Linked DNA regions of Mus musculus: regions 1 and 2 are each linked to region 3. The links are chromatin loops, found by intact Hi-C in ENCODE. Cell type or tissue: left cerebral cortex. All regions are shown on one strand.

Region 1 (2,500 bases), 67 kb after region 3:
AATTCTGCCAGAGCAAGGTTTCAGATCAGACAGGGAAGCAGGCTGCCTCAACCATTTCTTCATGTGGCATCGATAAAAGTACTTCCCACTCATAAGGGATAGGTTTTTTGGAAAGAGTTGGCATGGTCTAGAATCCCCTGGGAGATTGGCTTCTGGGCATGCCTGATGAGAATTTTTCTTGATCAGACTATTTTATTATATATATATATATATATATATAATATTATATATAATATATATTTATTATAGTCTGATATATATTATATTATATTATATTATATTATATATTATATATCAGACTATTTTATAATATATATATTATATATATATAATATATATATATATTATATATATATAATGGGAAGATCAACACAGTTTTGGAGCTGGGGTCCTGGACTGTATGAATGGAGAAGAACAGCATCAGTGTGAATCCATAGCTCTCTGCTTCCTCGGAATAGATGTGATGTGACCAGCTTGCTTTAGGTTCCTACTACCTCGACTGCCCTGCCAGTGTGGACTGTACCATCAAACCATGATCGAAATAAACCCTTTACCCTTTTAAGTTGTTTTTGTCAGAGTCTTTTACTAAAGCTGCAGGAAACATAGCCAGTGTGATTGGTGTGACCAAGGCAGTATGTTTGCATACATTCTTTGCCTTTGCACTGTCATGACTTTATTAATGACACTTTTTTTTTTCCTGGAGCGTACAGCATGCCTAGGCATTGTAGTAATTATTTCACATATATTATTTGGTTTAATTTTCATAACTCTAGTTCTGTAAGATAGATATTGATATGAGCCCGAAATGCATGGGGTTTAAAACTTCATAGCATATCCACTTTGGGTAGTAGAATGGGGATTTGAACCCTTCCTTAGGATCACCCTGCTATATTGAGAGTGGACATTTTTTTTTCCTCTCACTCCACATTACTTCTTTAAATCTCTGAGATTAATTTGAATTTTCTAGCTGGGTCTTGTGGTCTCATGTCTGGCATGGCTCAGGATTTGGGGCTAGTCTGATGCAATCAACGGTTGTATATTCTTGGAAACGATTGCACGATGGTTCTCTAGGTGCCTTATTTTCCCAGAGGCAATCGGTGAGTTATTAGAGAAGTGTTAACCCGTGCACAATTTGTCAGCATTGGGCAGCATCTTACTGCTTGCTTTCCTCAGCCCAAGCAAATGAGTGTAATTCATTCCCATTGCAATACTGAGTATTCTGGGTAGCTGAGATCACCTGAGCATCGTGCCTCAGTTTCCAGAGTCACCTCCAGTGTGCCTGGCTAAGGATGTCACTCTCCCCACGGTACATCTGATACCCAGCCACCAGCACAGATGAGGGTTAGGTAAATCTACACCAGGTAGCTCCCTCTAGTGGCAGGACTGAGTCTTCTGCCTCGTGCTGTGAGCCTCCTGGAATGCTGTGCCTTTTGGTTATCAGGACACATGCCTTGCACCACTGCATAGAAGGGCAAATTTACACCTTCAACTGCAGGGAGCACAGAACAAATCCCAGTCAATGGGTTCTCCCTTTCTGAAGGTATGCTCTGTAGGGAAGATTGGGATCAGCAACTCCCATTCTTTGGTGTCCAAGTTTGTGCCATTTCTGTAATTGTTGTACAATGTATCTCCTTTGGCTCTGAGCTGCTGGGTCAGGGAGAGCAGGGCTGGGCTTGTCCCCTTCTGTGAACAGGACACCATGGGGCATCTGTAGTCTTGCTCCCCATAGCTCTCATTTCTGACTGTATCCATGGGTATCCATCCTCAGTTACACTGATGTCCCAGCTCTCTCAGTGATGTCAGCATCTGGGGACTATAACGTCTGCTGAGAATTTCCAAAGAACCACAAGAAAACGGTTATAGAAGAAACTAGAGTTCACCAGACACAGTGATGGAGCATCCTAGGAATAGCTGCTGAGTTTGTCCACTTACTTGTTTGTTTAACAAAGATTCATTGAATACTTGCTTTGTGTTCAATGCTGGTCAGGGGAAGAAGGCAGCTGCAAGCCACACAGACCCAGATGCCATCTATAGGAGAGAAGGGAGGATTATAATCAAGAAAGGGAGGGATAATCGAGAAAGTGTTGTATCAAGATAAGAAGAGGTTGAAGATGTGAGAGACTGTTTGTGCGAGGCTGAGGGTAAAATTTTGCTTGAGATGACCAAAGCAAGCCAGGGTCTGGGCTTGAAGAAGATTTTCATTCACGCCACTGTTTATGATGTATTCCTGACTGAATAGGCACAGCATTCCAGGAGGCTCAAAGCACAAGGCAGAGGACTATGTTAACAATATCATCTTAGGGGTTCCTGGACTCGAGGTTGGGTGTGAGTTTTATACTAGCCAGGACTACATAGTGATACCCTATCTCAACAACAGCAATAACAGTAACAACAAAGAAACTAACTAAGTAACTAACCAACCAAACAAGCAAAAACTAGTGCAGTCCCAGCACATGACTGAAGAGATAGCTCAGTCATTAAAGTGTGAGGACCTGAATTC
Region 2 (2,500 bases), 48 kb after region 3:
CAAGTCAAAATCAAACTTTTCCCTTTTCCCTTAAGCTGGTCATTGTAGGCATCCGTTGAAGTGGTGAAGAGCTGACCGGCATTTTGGTGGTGGTCTGTGTAAATTTGATGAGAACAACAGCTTTCAACAAACAAGCCCGTATCCCTCCTAAACATATTCTCAACTGGGACACATGCCATGGCTTGGAGCAGTGGGAACTTGTGATGTCACCCGTAGTTTCCCTCTAGACCCCTGACAGCTGTCAGCTGCTGGCCCCTCCGCCTGGCCCCTCTGCTGCAGTTTGGTTCTGGAGTACCTCCCCAAAGCCCGTGTGTTGAAGATGTCCCTGGCACGGTGCTCATGGGAGGTGGTGGGGACAAAGAGATGGACCACCGGGATGGTCTTCTCCCCTCCCCCTTGCTTCCTGTGACACTTGCTTCTCTCATTGCCGGAATAACATTGCCTGACAGGAACAACTTAAGGGAAGACTGAAGGGCTCATAGTTTCAGAGGGTGGGGAAGGCAGAGTTCGTGGCAGAGGCTCGTCAGTTCGTGTGCAGCAAACAGGAAGCAGAGGCAATAGCTGGAGCCAGGGCTCTTCAAAGTCCCACCTCCTAAAAGTTACCAGCCACAGCCATTAAAATAACCCCGCAACCTGGGGATCAGGTTCTCAAATCATGAGCCTGTAAGAGATGCGTTAGACTCAAAAATAACAGCAGCCATGATTATATAGCCAGGTTAGTTTATCATACATTGCCGTATTATATATGGCCTCACCACAGATGTTCTGGTCTGGAACCTCTGGAACAGAGAGCCAAAGGTTTCTTCTTTAGCAAGGCATGGTGGAACATGTCTGTAATTTCAACAGTTGGGGTATCACCACAAGTTCAAGGACAGTTTGGTCTACATAGCAAGTTCCAAGCTACATCTCATACAAACCAAACAGATAACAAGCGAACAGTTGGCTATCTCCGGTACTTGTCATAGTAATAGAAAGCTGTCTAGCATACCTCCAATATGGAGTCCTAAAATGTAGAAAGAAATACTGGCCTAGCATCTTGGTGATGGAGGTATCTGCCCTTGGGCCTCCCTTCTCCACTACTGCCCCCTTCCTAAACTTTCACAGAAGAGGAAGCTCCCCCTCCCCACCAGACGGTACCTGCTAAATATCTGCTGCAGGCTAAGAACAGTATTCAATCCTGGAGTGATTCCAAAAGCCAGGTCTTAACAGGCAAGGTAGGTATGAACCTGGTTCCTCCAGGTCACCATGGTAACCAGCTAGAGGCAGGAAGGGAGCTGGGAGTGGAGCCGGGCTGAGTCATGATGAGGAGGAGGCTGTCCCTGGGTGGGTGAGGGGATTCAGGGCAGACAGAGGGAGAAGTGCGAACCTTTGACTTCCTCAGCTGTTCCTGTGGAAGTCTCATAAGTCCGTAGGGTTGAAATCTGACCCAGAGGACTGAAGGTCCACCCTGTGTCATCTTAGGTGCCTGGGAACAAGTGTAGCAGAAGAGACAGGAGTGGAACTTTAGGCTGGCTGTCAAAGCCACTCTCAACCAAGCCTTGGCTGACCATCTTAGATTGTTTTTCCTGTTCCTTTGACAGAATACCCTGAGATGTGCAACTCAAGGGAGAGAGGTTGATTTGAGATCACAGTTCAAAGGCACAGGGCACTGTGACAGGGGATCAAGTCAGCAGGAGCTTGAAGCAGTCATCCATCCACAGACCATCCTCAGTCAAGAAGCAGAGAGAGTGAATGCTAGTGTTTAGCTTGCTTTAATTTGCACAGTCCAGGGAATGTATTCTCCTCAGGTAAAGTGTATCTTCCCACATCAATTAACCTACTCTCAGTCATCTCTCACAGGCACGCCCAGAGGCTAACGTAACCTATATAATTTTACAGGTGTGCCTGGAGGCACCTTACTGTGACTCCAGATTCTGTGAAGCTGACAGTTCAGAATTTCCATCACACTGACCCTCTTGTTTTCTCAGGGCATTCTTTGTGTCTCTAACCCAACTGCCACCTCAGGGTCCCTGTGATCCAGCCCAGCTGCCTTTCTCTGGAGAGATCAGGACCTACATTGGGGCCTCTGCCTGATTTCCCTTTCCCCAGTCTTATGCTTAAGCTTCAGGGGCAGATGTTCTTACATTACGTGTCTAATAATCTTATAATCTTTCCTCTTCTGTCTTTTTTTTTCTTTTTTTCTTGAGACAGGGTCAAAGCCTAAGTTGTCTTTAAACTCATGGCAATCCTGCCTCAGTCTCCTGAGTGCTTGGATTATAGGCCTGTGCCACAACACATGGCTGAAATCAACCATTCATTATCTCTCCTAGGCTGGCTGCCACGTGGATCTAATTTGATGCTGAGTGGGTATTCTCTAGTGAGTGGCTCTGTGGCCACCTGGTCTCTAGGTGAAAACCTAGCAGGGTTCATCTTCATGGAGCTCTGCAAACACTCCTTGAGGGAGGGAGTGGATGAAGAAAGGAGTGAATGGGTCTGATGATGCTACCAGCCAAGTCCCACA
Region 3 (2,500 bases):
CCTGTGACATGGCCAATCAAGGTCGGACAGAAGGGAGGCATTACTAGTACCTCCAACCTCTGACAAGCATTTTATTTTTCCTTGAGTCTCAGGGCAGTGGTTACCCACTGCAGCAACCCCATTACCTACCACCACTCACTCACCTCTCTCCTGTCCTTTACCAACATTATTTACCTCTGAAGGTGTTTTGTAATCCTGTCTGTGAAATACGGAAAACTAGCTCTCCTAGAGTTATCAGGTTGGCATGAGGGCTAATTAGTGTCCCCTCTGAGACCCCTGCCTATCTCTCACCTTTGCTCCTTACAAGTGACTGCACAGCCCTCCCTGTAGAGGGTTCTGTGTGCCTTTCAGCAAGCGCACCTGCTGAAGAGAGATTGAATGTGGCCTGTCACCAGAGACAAGAGTCATGGTCCCTGTCCTTAGTAGCTCTCAATGGAGCTTAGGGGATGAAGCAAGTGCTGGCACCAATTGAGTTTTGTGAAGACTGGCCTGGGACAAAAGGAAGGAGAGTTGGAAGGGGACAGAAAAGAGGATGGTGAAGTTATTAATGGGCCAGAGAAGGCCAGGAAATGGCCATCCAGGCGGAATGAGGAGCTGGAAGTGAGAAACAGAGCAGGCTCCTACTGGGGCAGAGCAGTGCATCCTTTGAGACCGGGAAGGTTGACTGTACCCCACAGAGAGGTTCCATTATACTGAAACTCCCCCTCTCTAGACCAAATCCAGTCTTAGGAGCTGCTACAGATGTGTGAAGGACTCAAGGACCACCCCCAGCCCCCGTCCCCCCCCTCCGAATGTGCAGAACTTCTCCTTTTCCTTCAGGCTGGCAGTGCGCCCAGCACCCACAGAGAGGAGAAGCTTCTTCGAGCCTCAGAAAAAGCAAGAATGTTGCTAGCAAGCACCTCTTCCTAGCAGGGAGTAAAATAGATCCCACACACTAATGCTGGAAGCTAGTGAAGCCTGAGAGCTGACTTCAGACTTGGACTGAATGAGGCACAGGCAGGCTGGTGGGTGGAGCTCTAAATATACACCTTAATCTCATCATTAGGATGGGGAAGATGTTTCATTAGCGTTAGGTGCTATGTAAATACGAAGCACTTTCTGAATAAATATTTGCCTGCCTTTCTCCCCTTCCAGAATTAGGGTATGCTCTATGGAAAACAGCGCAATTCGTAGACACAGGAGAGTTGTATTTTGAGAGCGTTATTTTAAAATGGCAGTGTAAAATATAGCTGAATTCTGGGATCCTGCCTGAAAATAAGCCACTGGCTTCTGTGCACAGGAAAGCTGCGAGTGGCCGAGATTGCCCATGGTGCATCTGTTCTCACTACCGAGAGGCTGTCCACACGTGGTGCTCAGACCAGATCTCAACTCCGTGGGTTTGGAAAATATTGACGGTCGAAAATAAAGTGTAGCAATGAGCACAGATTGTGGGTGGACAAGAAAGGAGTCAGATCTGGAAACTCTCTGGAGGTTGCCAGGTAGTGTGTGTTTGTGTGCTTGGAGAGGCGTGCCGAGGCCATGTAAGGCAGAGGCCACTAGAAACCCCACACGCGCCGTTCTCTCTGGGCTTCTCCACTTGGCTTTCATTTTTCTTTTCTCTTCCCCTCTTCCCTTCCCCACTCTGTAATTTCTTTCATTCCTCGCCCCCTTCCCCTATTTTTTTTTATTTCCCCCTGTTCTCCCTCTCTGTTTCTCTTTCTCTTATATATTCCAGGCTGGCCTCAAACTCACCTTGTAGCCAAGAATGAACTTGGATTTCTAAGTCTCCCACCTCCGTGCCCTGAGTTCTGGGATTATAGGTGTACACTGCTATGCACACTGTGGGTATTGAACCCAGGTCTTCCTGCATGTTAAGCAGGCACTGTACCAAATTGAGCTACATCTCCAGCTCCATTGGCTTTTATCAAATATTATTTATTATAAAAATAACACAATAGGATAGGATTTTTAAAAAGAAATGTAATTTCCAGCCATTAAGAACTTTAGTTAGTAATTTCTGCATTCCTTTATAAATAATTTAAAATTTGTTATTGTAACTACAATGGGCATAAACTTCTGTGTTCAGATCACTTTCTTACATGGTTGTGTGGTTTTCATAATCACTGTGTTTCTTTGCTTATTTGGTTGATTAATTCATTGATCTCTGTAGCCCAAGCTGACCTAGAACTCACTGTTTCCCAGGTTGGCCATGAACTCTCTCAGCAATCCTCCTGTCTCACTTTTCTGGGTGTTGAGCCCCTCCCCTGGCTCCTGATCACTTCTGTGACAGCTTGCCAGAGCCCTCATCGCTGCAGAGTATGTGTGTCTTCCTGAACCTCGGGTCACCCAAACAGTGTTTGTTTTACAACAGTGCTGAGATGGACATCTTCAACTCTGTCTTTTTCTCATTGAGCAGCTCCATTGTCCTCTCAGAATCACTCCCAGCACCCAAAAGGAAATACGACCCTGGCTGAGTTTTGCAGTCCAGTCATGGGGTTTGGTAGGGAAACTTGTGACCTGG

What was found. A loop is a pair of places that touch in the nucleus more often than their neighbours do. Peaks named below come from ENCODE experiments on the same cell type or tissue, not always from the same donor. Only the 100,000 strongest peaks of a DNase experiment are listed, where the experiment ranks them.
Region 1: it touches region 3 in a loop (2.1-fold over the local background); 4 of 42 quality-filtered maps call a loop at or near these places.
Region 2: it touches region 3 in a loop (1.9-fold over the local background); 5 of 42 quality-filtered maps call a loop at or near these places.

Annotation. Positions count from the first base shown.
Region 1 is chr14:63,758,619-63,761,118 of GRCm38, forward strand. All of the region lies in intron 1 of Xkr6 (X-linked Kx blood group related 6), which reads left to right. Among named protein-coding and RNA genes, the nearest start is that of Gm36218, 18 kb to the left of the region's middle. In left cerebral cortex, a CTCF peak has its summit at 1,380 (motif pointing left); a DNase peak (open chromatin) is centred at 1,368.
Region 2 is chr14:63,740,213-63,742,712 of GRCm38, forward strand. The region is part of intron 1 of Xkr6 (X-linked Kx blood group related 6); the gene reads left to right. It overlaps Gm36218 (a long non-coding RNA gene), which reads right to left and starts at 1,205. Exons shown (of 3, transcript XR_383494.4): 1 at 1,138-1,205; 2 at 756-831; 3 at 1-94. In left cerebral cortex, no CTCF peak of the experiment used is centred here; a DNase peak (open chromatin) is centred at 1,292.
Region 3 is chr14:63,691,833-63,694,332 of GRCm38, forward strand. All of the region lies in intron 1 of Xkr6 (X-linked Kx blood group related 6), which reads left to right. Among named protein-coding and RNA genes, the nearest start is that of Mir598, 34 kb to the right of the region's middle. In left cerebral cortex, no CTCF peak of the experiment used is centred here; DNase peaks (open chromatin) are centred at 975 and 1,254.